2 separate regions of the Homo sapiens genome follow, and region 1 is linked to region 2. The links are chromatin contacts, found by Hi-C or POLR2A ChIA-PET in ENCODE. All regions are on one chromosome and are shown on one strand. The core of a region is the stretch at or near the end of the contact, and the rest is flanking DNA. Distances in the headings are between cores, read along the strand shown. Region 1 has its middle 39 kb from the start of DAAM1. Region 2 overlaps DAAM1 (dishevelled associated activator of morphogenesis 1).

The links. A loop is a pair of places that touch in the nucleus more often than their neighbours do. ChIA-PET counts read pairs that join two places held with the same protein, here RNA polymerase II (POLR2A). Pooled maps may share reads with other maps.
Region 1: a loop to region 2 is called in a map of B cell, with 2.1 times the contacts of the local background. The contact joins two enhancer-like sites. A Hi-C loop is called at or near these places in 1 of 168 maps with a recorded cell type or tissue (B cell), 2 of 37 single-sample maps with no recorded cell type and 3 of 50 pooled maps. POLR2A ChIA-PET finds 5 or more read pairs at or near these places in 4 of 52 experiments (OCI-LY7, T-cell, WTC11 and 1 more).

Annotation. Positions count from the first base shown.
Region 1 is chr14:59,146,040-59,152,861 of GRCh38, reverse strand. No RefSeq gene overlaps it. Among named protein-coding and RNA genes, the nearest start is that of DAAM1, 39 kb to the left of the region's middle. Within about 2 kb of position 1,706, at least 2 of the 41 ENCODE cell types and tissues checked have a DNase peak (open chromatin) inside an H3K27ac peak, as active enhancers do; they include OCI-LY7, where a contact is called at or near this core.
Region 2 is chr14:59,272,276-59,278,585 of GRCh38, reverse strand. All of the region lies in intron 2 of DAAM1 (dishevelled associated activator of morphogenesis 1), which reads right to left. Among named protein-coding and RNA genes, the nearest start is that of DAAM1, 87 kb to the right of the region's middle. Within about 2 kb of position 3,430, at least 14 of the 41 ENCODE cell types and tissues checked have a DNase peak (open chromatin) inside an H3K27ac peak, as active enhancers do; they include OCI-LY7, where a contact is called at or near this core.

The DNA.
Region 1 (6,822 bases), core at 457-2,956, 120 kb after region 2:
GATTCTCCTGCCTCAGCCTCCCGAGTAGCTGGGACTAGAAGCACCTGCCACCACGCCTGGCTAATTTTTTTGTATTTTTAGTAGAGACGGGGTTTCACTGTGTTAGCAAGGATAGTCTCGATCTCCTGACCTCATGATCCGCCCGCTTCGGCCTCCCAAACTCCTGGGATTACAGGCGTGAGCCACCTCATTTCTGGGCATTCTTAGAGCCCATCAATAAATAACTTTATTCTCACTGAATTTTCATCAGTTGTGTGTAATTACCTGCCCTCATCAGGTCAAGTGAAATTCCAATACTTGAGTCTTTTCTTCATAAGAATAATTTATTTCAAGACTATTCTTCCTCCTCTGGTTGTGAGATCCACGTTGGTGATTTGGAATGGTTAAACTTAACCAGGACAGCATGGGAAAGACTAGAAAGGGAGATGGGCCTGGGATGAGCCCTACTTACAGACACAGTGCCAACCCTGGGAGGCAGACCCTGCAGCAATGCTGGGAGGAAGCCAGGTAAGCAGAATGAATAACCTGGAGTGTTCACAAAAACCACTAGCACAGCATGTTACAAACATGAATTCCCAGACCCCACAGCTAGAGAGAGATTCTGATTCAGTGGGGTTATGTGGATCAAAATAAACCACATTTTAAACAATACTCCAGGGTGATTCTGCTGCAGGTGGTCTCTGGATTACACTTTGAGAAATACTGATCTAGTGGGTTACAAAATAGATGACAGCTGATAGGAAAGTCAATTGGCAACAGGAATGTCACATCCTGGGAATGGGGCATTGTGGGGGCTGGACAGAGCCTTGGCTGAGGAATTCAGATACAAACAATATTTTGAGAGCTGAACTGGCAAGCAGTGGCAGTAGGAAAGTCCCAAGGATCCCATCTCTAGCCTTTGGAAGAAGGGCTGTGAAGAACCAGCCAGTGCCATATCACGGAGGACAAGGGCTCAGGCCCAGGGGACAAGGCATCCATCTGACCCAGAGCATCAGGGGAAAGATGGGGCTTGGACTAAAAAAGAACTCCTGTTATGGGTTGAATTTTGTCCCCCCAAAAGATATGTTGGAGTCCTAATCCCCAGGACCTCAGAAGTCAAGCATAAGATTACAGGGGTAATCAAGCTAAACTGAGGTCATTGGGGTGAGCCCAAATTCAATATAACTGGTGTCCTTATAAAAAGGAGAAATTTGGATATAGAGACAGACACCTGGAGGGAATGTGGATGTGAAGACACATAGGGAGGAGACAGCCATGTGAGTGGAATGGTGCGCCTGCAAACCCAGGAGAAACAAGGATGGCTGGCAAACACTGGAAGCTAGAAGAGGCAAGGAAAGTTTCACCCCAGAGTTGTCAGAGGAAGCATAGCCCTGCCGACATCTTAGTTTCAAGCTCCCAGCTTCCAGAACTGTGAGATTGTACATTTCTGTTGTTTTAAGCCACCCAATTTATGGCACTTTGTTACTGCAGCCCTTGCAAACTAATACAACCCCTGTACTTCTTCCCTTCCCCATCGCCACTACCCTGGCTCCAGCCACATTACTCTCTGTGGCAGCTTCCTGATGAATTCCTCCTCAAAAGCTTTGCCTACCTCCTCTCCATTCTCACTTCTGTGGCCGGAGTGGTCTTTTTAAACACAAACTGATCAGTTTATTTGCTTGCTTCAAACTTGGTTTCACTTCCCATTTGTCTAGTTAAGGATAGAGTCCAAACTGCATAGCATGGCTTATGGCCCTCTTTGGACTGGCCCTGCCCACTTCCCCATCCTTGTCTTTTGAGATTTACTCTGTTTCTCTTACCCTTCACTCCTCATATTTACCCTCCAAAACTAACAGTTTTTAGAATATGTCATATTTTCTTTCCTTCTGACCTTGGTAGATACTGAATCCTCTGCTTAGGAGTCTTCTCCTCTGCCTCTTTTGCTACCTAAGTCATACCGCGCTTTAGGTCTTGTATCTATCAGTGCTCTCCAGATAAACAATAGGTTAGATGGATGGAGAGATGGAGAGATTACATAGATCGGTAAGAGGAGATTTATTATGGGAATTGGTTCATGCGATTATGGAGGCTGAGACGTGCCACCATCTTCCATCTCCAAGCTGGAGAACCACGAAAGCTGATGGAGTAATTTGGCCCAAGTTCAAAGGCCTGAGAAACACAGAAGCTGATGGTATAAGTCCAAATCCAAGGCCAAAGGCTTGAGAACTGAGGGGGCTGCTGCTGCAAGTTCTGGAATCCAAAGGCCTGAGAACCAGGAGAACTAATGTCCAAGGGCAGGAGAAGATGGATTCCTCAGCTCAAGAAAGAGAGAGAGAATTCACTCTTCCACTTCCTTCTTGTTCTCTTCAGGCCTTCAGTGGATTAGATGATATCCACCCACATGGATGAGGGCAGATCTTCTCTACTCACTCTACTGATTCAAATTCTAATCTCTTCCAGAAACACCCTGACAGGTGCACCTAGAAATAATGTTTTCAGCTATCTGGGCATTGCTTAACCTAATCGAGTTGCACAAAATTAACCACCATGGGCCTCATTTTGGATGTCATTTCTGTGACACTTGGATTTGATGTCCTTCTTGAGTATTCACAGCACCATGTAATGCCATAGTCAGAGCTTGTGCAGTACTGGGTTGTCACTGACTGCTTACTTGTTGGTGCTTGACCCACTAAATCTAAGTTCCATGAGTACAAAAATCAGACCAGTGGTAGTTCCGATACCTCTACAGGAGAGAATTTGAGTAACAATCTAGTGAAAAGAAGGGCTAGGAGTGGCCAGGCACGGTAGCTCACACCTGTAATTCCAGCACTTTGGGAGCCCAAGGCAGGTGGATTGCTTGAGCTCAGGAGTTCAAAACCAGACTGGGCAACATGGTGAAACCTCATCTCTACAAAAAAGACAAAAATTAGCCAGGCATGGTGGCTCACATCTGTAGTCCTGGCTACTTGGGGGTTTGAGGCAGGAGGATCGCTTGGGCAGGGGAGGTCAAGGCTGCAGTGAGCTGTGTTTGTGCCACTGCACTCCAGCCTGGGTGACAAAGTGAGACGCTGTCTCAGAAAACAAAAACAGAAACAAAGAAGGACTAGGAGTTTATTTGTGTTGAGGAAGGGGCTAATGGAGATGATGGTATATCTAAGGCCTCCCGAAACTATCCCTTGTATTGCCTCTAGCAGGCATTATATCTATCTTGTTTACTGCTGTGTCTGGCACATAATGGATGCTCAAAAATGTTAAGTACACCAATGACATTGAATACATGGGAAGTTTCATGACCAGTTATGCCCAAGGTCAGAGCCAGATGAACTAATTTCAAATGGAACAGAAACATCTTAAAATTCTTCTTGCCTAAGCTCAGGATTGGTCGTAGGTAAGGTAGGCTACTGGAAGAAGAGAGAGGCAAAGACTAGGAGCCAGGCTAAGCTCCGTCATAAGAAAGGCTGACTAGCTGTTCCTCATCAGTTCCTCTGACCTTGGTCTTTTCTATTGTTCATTGAAAGTGCAGCTTTTATTACCTACTATTTACCAGCTGCTCACTTCTTTTGTAGCGAAATGAAAGAGCACCATTTCTCTAAGATAGATAGTCTATGTAAGAATGATTTTATCTCTCTCTAAAGATGCTTTGCACAGCACTCACACTCTTGCATGCTTATTTAATGGACTTGCCTCAGGCATGGCCATTCCAAATCCCATGAAATGGTATCTTTTTAGGGAATGGTAACAACAGCATTAAAAGGGGACATTAAAATAGAAAGGGATTGGAAGGGAGAATAAACATAACTGAATGATGGCTAGTGAGGGCAAACTTTGGAGGAAGGATTTATATGGATTTTGAAGAGAACTAGACTTACTAAGAGCATAGAATCCTGACAATTACATTGTTAGATAGCCACAGGAATTTATTGAGTATCTTCAAGGAGTAGTATCTCAGAAATTAAGGAGGACATGGAAAAGGAGTGAGAACTTTCCTAAGCACATTGTATACATTAATGGAATATATACAATGGGAAAAATTTATGTGTAGCTAATACTGCATTTCTATGATGTATATTTGGGAGAGAAATAGATCAGAGGAAGAGACTAGCAGCCACGTAACATTGTACTGTTCCCTGCATTTATCTTTTCCTGTGGAAATGTAGGTTGCTCTCTGGGCCAGGAAGGCAAATTGGTTTCATCTTAAATGCCATCTAAGAGAGATAATAGCTCATATCAGCAGTAGTGGTGTGGGGAAGAATTCTGAGAGTACATCTAGGCTCACTGCGAAAAAAGTGTCATGATAAATTAGTGATGTCTGCCAGTTAACGGAGGGAAAGGAGGGAGAACAAAGGCATTATATATTTGCATAAACTTGCCATCCCTGTTCTAGACCATTGGCAGAAATCTGAGTATCCTCAGGGGCTTTCAGTTTCTATTTTCTTCTTTAAGTATAAGCCAGAAGTTTGCTCTTCTAAGACACTCTTTTGATGAGATAAAAGATCTTGTCTTCAAGTTTGAAAAATACGAGATTCAATGAAAAATTCACATATACTTATCCTAATTCCCAATTCAATAAGATTGCTCATTAATAATAAAATAAATTTTTAAAAATGCTTTAAAACACCTATCAAATATTAAAGATGAAAAAAGGGAAAGCAGCATTATTTGAGAAAGTTTAGGGAATTGTATAATCTCATACAATACTGACTAAAGTGTAATTTGGTATAACCTTTCTGGAAAGCCATCAGGTAATATATATTAAGAGCCTAGAATATTCATATCCTTTCATTCAGTGATTTCAGTAACCAAAACTTATCTTAATCATGTAATCAATTAGAAACACAGATTCATATTTAAAGATATTTAATACACGTTGTTTTTTTAATAACAAATAGTTGAGAATAACCTAAATATCTAACAAGATGGGATTGATTAAATAATATTATGTACAATTAGCATATTAATATGGCAGCCACCAAAAAGTCCTCAAAGATTATTTTTTAAAAAAGTTGATATTATCTATTAAGTGAAAAATACAAGCTAGAAAGTACAATGTAGAGTATGATTGTAATTTACTAAACACATCTTTTTCTCTTTAAGAGTGTATGTATTAATAGTGTCACAAGCACATGCAGACACACACACACGCACACACACACACACACCACAGACTGAAGGGACATATCCCAAATATCAACAGGGATGATGGGTGAATTTTTATCTATTTTTATTTTTTGTACTTTCCGATTTTTTCACAATAAAATGTAAAAAAGGGAAAGAAGATAATTACTTGTTAAAAATTTACCAATGTTCCAAGTTACCTTTGGGTGGTCTAGCCTGTCCATTTATCTCCAGCTAGGACGAACAGAATTCTTTATCATAGTTTGCTATCTCAGCATACATTGTACAAAGCATGCTACAAATAATTTTCCCTGTGATTTCTATAGACAAAGGGATTGTAACATTGGAGGGAAAGAGGGGGCATAAATAATTAGGGTAAAGCCAGGCTGCAAGTCATTGGCAAAGCCTTAAAGAAAATTCAACACTCCAGCTTTCTAGCCCCAAACTTGAATCCCTCCACCACACTCTGTTCTATTGTTCAAACTCATTTGGCTGTCACATGCCCTCTAATCAGTTAGAATTCAGTCTTTGCAGAATTGGAACGTGAATGAAAAGGTTTTTTTTTCCTTCTGTTTCAACTGCTGTTGTTGAAGTCATCTCCTCTGAGGCCTTCAAACTAAATGGCTTTCCAACTTTAAAGAGCCCTCCTATTATGTGTGACTACAGATTGCTTGCATCTGGACTTGCTTCATGTGGCCATTTTATTTCCAGTCAACATCAATGTTAACTTTGTTAACATGTTAATATTGACCTATTACACATCATTGGCGTATGTAATTTTGAGGTAACAGATACTTCTAGATCTAGATTTTGTAAGATAGTTATCTTACTAGTTGCTGCAAGTGAAAATGACAAAATGAGGACTTCTTTTTATATATAAACAACTCAATTCCATCAAATTGGTAGAGCTGGTTATGGGTAGAGAGGCAGCCTATTTGTGGTGTAACAAAGAAGGAAATAATAGAGCTGGAAGCACAAAAATCTGTCCATTCTTTGTCTGATTTAATCTCTAACTTGCCCATAACTCAAGTTGTTCTTTTCAGTTTTCTCAGAGACCGAGTGTCTCAACTGTAAAACAGCATAATTTATGTCCTTCACATAAAACACAGGATTGGGCTAGGCAGCTTTGTCAAAGTGAAGATTAGCTCAAAGTTAACACAAACGCCTTGCAAGCTCTATCAGCTTAGAAGAGTATATCAAATAGTAAGGTGTTATTAAGTGACTTCAACATTTTGATTAAAGATAATACTAATACATCTTACATTTGCATAAAACTTGCTTTTGGCAAGGCTCAGTGGCTCACTCCTGTAATCCCGGCACTTTGGGAGGTCTAGGCGGGTGGATCATCTGAGGTCAGGAGTTGGAGACCAGCCTGGCCAACATGGTAAAACCCTGTCTCTACTAAAAAATACAAAAGTTAGCCAGGCATGGTGGCGGGTGCCTGTAATCTCAGCTACTTAGGAGGCTGAGGCAGGAGAATTGCTGGAACCTGGGAGGCGGAGGTTGCAGTGAGCCGAGATTGCGCCATTGCACTCCAGCCCCGGCTGACAACAGTGAGACTCTGTCTAAAAATCAAACAAACAAACAAACAAACAAACAAACCAAACCAAAACAAAAAAACCTTGTTTTTAAAGTAATATAGTAAAGTAAAAATGTGTTCTCTGTCAAATTTGTAAAATACTAACTTTTAAAAAGCCTTTCTAGGCATTTAACAAATAAAGTAACATG
Region 2 (6,310 bases), core at 2,181-4,680:
TATAGTAGTGTCCTCTTATTCTCTGAATTCTGAATTCACTTTCTGCCATTTCAGTTACCTCTAGCCAACTGTGGTCCAAAAGTATAAATTAAGAATTCTAAAAGAATAAATTCCAGAAATAAAAAATTCCTAAGTTTAAAATTGTGTGTCATTCTGGGTATTGCAATGAAATCTCACTTAGTCCTGTGCAGGCCATGAATCACCCTTTGTCCAGCATATTCAGGCTGTATACATTCCTTGCTCATTAGTCATGAATATCTAACCATCAGCATCCTCATGGTTCCATGAGCCAGGTTCACCCGCAGCAGATGATCTTCCTCCTGACATTTCATCTCAAGGTCAATAGTAGGCTAACACTACCTCGTGATGCCTATGTCATTCACCTCACTTCATCTGATCACACAGGCATTTTATCATTTCACATCATCACCAAAAGAAGGGTGAGTACAGTAAGATATTTTAAGAGAGGAGGAGACCACATTCACATTAACATTTATTACAACCTATTGTTATAACTGTTCTATTTTATTATTAGTTATTGTTGTGAATCCCTTACTATGCCTAATTTATAAAGTTTAACATAGATATATATGTATAGGAAAAAAACATAGTATATATAGCGTTCAGTACTATCTGTGGTTTCAGGCATCCACAGGGGAGGGGAGGGTTTTAGATGGGCCATATCCCCTGCTGGTAAGGGAGGACTACTGTACCAGATCATCTGTGAGTTAACAGCCAGGTTTTTCACTATGATTACAAACAGATGTAATTACTCAAACCCCAGGAAGCACCCTAGTTGAGTATAGAATCTAAATCTTACTACATCTTAGACTTGGGTGGCCGAGCTCCTTTCATTGGTCAGAGAATTTTTTTTTCATGTTATTCTCTATGGATAGAGTTTTAAAAGTCAAAGGAAAATGATTAAGCAAGAGATAAAAGGAGAAACCTTTGCATCAAGCATCATGCCTCTCCAGAGAAAGTTTTAGTTTCTCAAAAACTAAAACCAACAGATTAAAAGGCTCTTCTTCTTGGAGATGATATTAATTATACTTTTATATATTTATATATTTTACATATTTATAATATTTTGGAGAAAAGATTTTTTTTTATTATTAAGAAGAAAGGACCTCTGAGGGAAGCCCAGCTGTGGGAACTAAAGTTCTAGGCTTCATCCGTAACAAAGTGCATTATTAAGCCCCACTTCTAAGAGATTCTGTACAAAGAAACCTTACCAATTCCACACTGTAGAATAAGCAGGCAGTTCTGTAGAGAAACCTACATAAATCAGAAAACAATTGGCATGCTACAAATCAATCGAAGGAAATGGATTCATTTGCTAGATAAAGCAAGGGAAGGAATTTTGAAATAATATACAATAAGGGTCTTGAATGAGTTGAAAGACTAACACTTTGGAAGAAAAAGCTCTTTTCAGAGATTTTAGCTAAACTGAAATATGGGATCATTTATAAAACCTCTAAAGCAATATCTAAAGCATTTATTATTTGAAAATCTACCTAATCAATAGATTTCAATGAGATAAAATACAAGTTTTTGGCTAATAAGAGAAGTCACTAAGAAATTCAGGATATCTATTTCTAATGAGTTAACTAACTCTTTACATACATACAAATATATATTTAGATAAGGTCTGAGGACATTCAAATAATGATTGAGGTGGGGGAATGGGCAGGAGGACTAAGAAAAACGAGAGAAAGAAGCTAAGACAGGCCCTTGAGGTTAGCCTGCCAATCAACTCGCTATTTGTATGTGATTGTGTTTGGGGGTTTTGTTTTTTGTTTTCTTTTGTTTTGCTTTTTAATGGTCCTTGATAAGGTACCTGTCCATCTGACTCAATGTACAGAGTTCACAGAATTACCAACCATTTTCTTACTCAGACAAGTCTAACTTTTATTTTTCAAATTAGATACCTCAGATATTTGTCCAGAATAAACAGCCCCAATTCACCTATCCTAACTCCACCCAGAAAGGGTTTCCCACAAGCCCAGCAGGCTGCAAGCCTTCAGTTCATCTCAAGGATACACTCAACATTAGCAGTGCCTTTTCTGAGTTTAACCCTCTCCTCCCACCCCACAACTCAACACTACCAGAAATAAGTTAAGCCCCTGGAGAGGCACCTAAGCAGACCTCAAGTCACATGACATGGTGATAGTACAACATCAAGGGGAAGAAGCTGTGACCTAAAGACACATGACATGGTGATAATAAGTACAACATCAAGAGGAAGAAGCTAATGGCAGATTGAAGGGTGATGCTTTGGCAGCAAATAAACAGAAAACATTTTTATAAAATGCATGGAGAAAATGTACTATTAAGCTATGATAATTCATTAAATATATAAACATCCAGCCCCATTACAGCAAATGACCATCTCATCTGGGAATCATGAATTGCCAAAGAAGCACTTAAAATTTAACTGCAATGACTCTGAGAATAATATTTTAGTATGATGGTGGTTAGAAATCTGAAAGCTAGGTAAGATTTTTGTCAGTTTCCATAGAGGTGCATTCAGTGAATTATTACCTGCTCCCAACCAGTCAGGAAAAACATAAATGGAAAACAAGAGAGAGCTTTAAGCCCTAAAAGGGATTGGTAAACACAGAGAACAAACCTTGGAGGTTTTCAGCCTGTAAAATTTCTGCCAATATTCTTAGTCATTACATGAAATACCACAATATGACTCACCACCACCTACACAGTAATATTCTCTGTGTCTGATAGACATGTTTTCATTTGATACATAAAAATAAGAAGTGAGAAACACCACAAGCAAAGGCTGACTAATAGAAATAATTTCTAGTTTCTTACTACCAATGGTTAAGTGTTTTTTACACTATTTCCTTTTTTCTCTTAATAGCAAGCAATGCAGACTATATTCAGTTGGCTAGACAAAGTCTGCAGCTAAACACATAGGCTTTTTATTCAGCTTTTTTACCGTTAAACTAGAAACTCATTAGAGTGACTTCAAGTTTTAATAGTCTGCATCACCAACAGTTTTCCGGTAATCTAAAATAAGCTTTTTTCTAAACATGTTAGAATCATCTCCAAATATCCACCCAAATTTCCAGTATTTACACCTATAATCTAGTACAACTTCAGTTGACAAGTCTTACTAGATAAATTTTTTTTTTAACTTTTAAGTTCGGGGTACACGTGCAGGTTTGTTGTATAGGTAAACTTGTATTACACGGTTTGTTGTACAGATGATTTCATCACCCAGCTATTAAACCTAGTACCCACAGTTATTTTTTCTGATCCTCTCCCTCCTCCCACCCTTCACCCTCTGACAGGCCCCATTGCCTGTTGTTCTTGAAAGAGAGAATTTCTAAGCATGTTTTCCTAATTGAATGGAAGTACTTCATCTCCGGGGATACAGCACCAGCTGTAAAGTGACAGACAAGAAAGGTACCCTAAGTCCCTGTGGGCAACCAACCATGAAGCCAAGTTCCACACATGGCCACCTCCTTCGATAGCACCAGCACTGCTCTTGCCAGCCCAGGCCCCTCCCACACCCTCAAGAGGATTGTTTGGCTGCTTGTCTGACACTTTAAAGCTTTAATTGGGTCAAAAGACAATCTAGCAGAATAAGTCTTCCCACATTGGAGCTATTTATTTCACCACGTAATATACAGTACAGAGACTTTTAAAGAGAAAGAATATTTCTTAAACATTGTCACCCTTATCCTTTTAATCTGCTAACTTTCATGCCAACCACTTTGGTGTCCCCATTGTAACTAACATTTTAATGAGAAGAAAGAGTAAAACAGGATGACAGCAGGTGGATAGGGTGCAGGCAGAGTATAAGAATCAGCCCAAACTTATCACCACTATGAGAATATTAAAATACAAACCCAACTGCTGCAGGATTCCACAGTTATTAATTCATGCATGCATGCATACATTCACTCAAATACTTATTGTGCATCTCATGTGTAATGCTTCAGTAATTAGTTATACATCCATTCACTCAAGCCACAAACATTCATTGAGCACCTACTCTGGACCAAGCACTGCCCTAGGCCCCCAGGATCCTAAGTGTGAGAAAGTCAGATATAACACCTGAGCCATTCTGCTCTCTGAAGGTGCAAAGGTGCATATATATAGTGGATTAACACAATGAGTTATTCATATGAGAAAAAACTCAAACTATCTGACTGTTGAAAAGATGGCAAAAGATTCTGACTTTTCCTTCTACATCGAAGAAAAGCCTATTTTTCCTGAAAACAATTCATATTTATGTTATATATACATAACATAAATATATATACATGTCATATATATATTCTGAGTTTTTAATTATTTGGTTTAATTTAGTTCTTAAATATTGCACTGAGTAATGAAATAAACAGCTAGCTGCTTTTGGATCTTGCCAACAAATTCATTTAAAACTGAACACAAGAAAAAATACTGCAACTTTTTCAGGAATCTGGTTTGCCAAGGAACAAAAATTCTAGCTCTTCACCCATAAGCCCGAAAATCATAACTAAAAGATATAGCTGGTCACTGAGCTCTTGTAACACGCACCAAGAACAGCTTGAAATTCCAGAGGAATTCTGGGAATTGAAGGTTGGAGTGGGGAAGATTCCAGACACAGCGAGTAAAAATATTCAAGGACTGTTCAGACCTGAAAAACACCATCCATGGTATTGAGCAATTACCTCCCAAAGGCCATGTCACATGTGTTTTCTGAGAGCAAACCATGGTGACTAGATAATTCCCAGAGCATCAAGATATATTCTTATGTACAGTTAATTGCACAAACTACCAGATCCTTCTAGCCATTACTGAAACACATTTTTAAAATTACGCTTAAAAGCTTACCTAAACCACACTACTTATAAAGATCAAATTATTCCTCCAGCCTTTTGACACCTGTATTGGCTTATATGAGGACACATAGAGAATGGGAATGTCAGTATACTATAACGACTTTGTATAATTTGTATATGGTAGTATAAGGACTAAGTTAAATAGTCAGATTTTAAATTGTAGCCAAAAGCTAAGTAGGTCCATACTATCCAGGGTCTCTTTGGGATTCATTTTAATAAAAATCATCAGGACCAAGAGGATCCATAGCCATTTTGTCAACAGCATTATTAATTCAGAGATAGTTTTATAGTATAGTATTTCTATTTAAAAACAACATTTTCATGTTTCTTTCCTCCACCTCTTCATGCTCCCTCATTTCAGTCTCCTTGATCTAATATTAAGATATAAGAAGCATCCAGAAATAAATGATAATTGAAATGGTAACAAAATATTTAATATGAAGTTGAAGTCCAAATTTAACAGCCTGTAGGAAAGGACATTTGGAATGATCTTGGTAAGATACAATATACATTCAGAATTAGAAGGAACAAAATGGTTTTATGGTCGTATCTTAAGCTTTATTGGATGTGTTTAATGAATCAGAGGATTAGAAGGAAACTTAAGAAATCATTTTGACCATCTTACTGTCTCTAAGCAGACAGGACTTCAACCAGTACAAAGAAATGTATAATGCCACTGAAATGAGAGTCTACTGCCAACCCTACTGTTTTAGGAACAAAGCAATGTTCTATTCAGAAGTACAGCAGATATCAGCAAGCAAAACCACTTATGTCAATATCAGCCTATATCATAAACCATCAGTTGTTCTCAGGGCCAAAATAACTGATCAAGTCCTGGATGTGAGATCATCTTCTGTCACCTTTAAATTGACTGTATCTTGGCAGCAGTTCACATTTACTCCATAGGAATTTTAGCACTGCACACATTTAAGCCCATATCTACATTCCAACTATTCTTTGTGATATATTGCATATCTTCACACTGTTCTGAGCATTTTCCTACAGCATCAAGTTATCAAAAAATGCTACACTGTCAAAGGAAGATCTCTCCCCCTCCCTCCCTCTCTCCTACATACATACATACATACATACATATATATGTGTGTATGTGTGTGTGTGTGTGTGTGTGTATATATATATATTTTGTTTGTTTGTTTGTTTTTTGAGACAGTCTTGCTCTGCTGCCCAGGCTGGAGTGCAGTGGCCCGACCTCGGCTCACTGCAACCTCCATCTCCCAAGGTTCAAGTGACTCTCGTGCCTCAGCCTCCTAAGTAGCTGGGGTTACAGGCATGTGCCACCACATCTGGCTAATTTTATTAATAGTAAAGATGGGGTTTCACCATGTTGGCCAGGCTGGTCTCGAACTCCTGGCCTCAAGTGATCTGCCCGCCTTAGTCTCCCAAAGTGCTGGGATTACAGGTGTGAGCCACTGTGCCTGGCCAGCCACTGCACCCAGCCAATA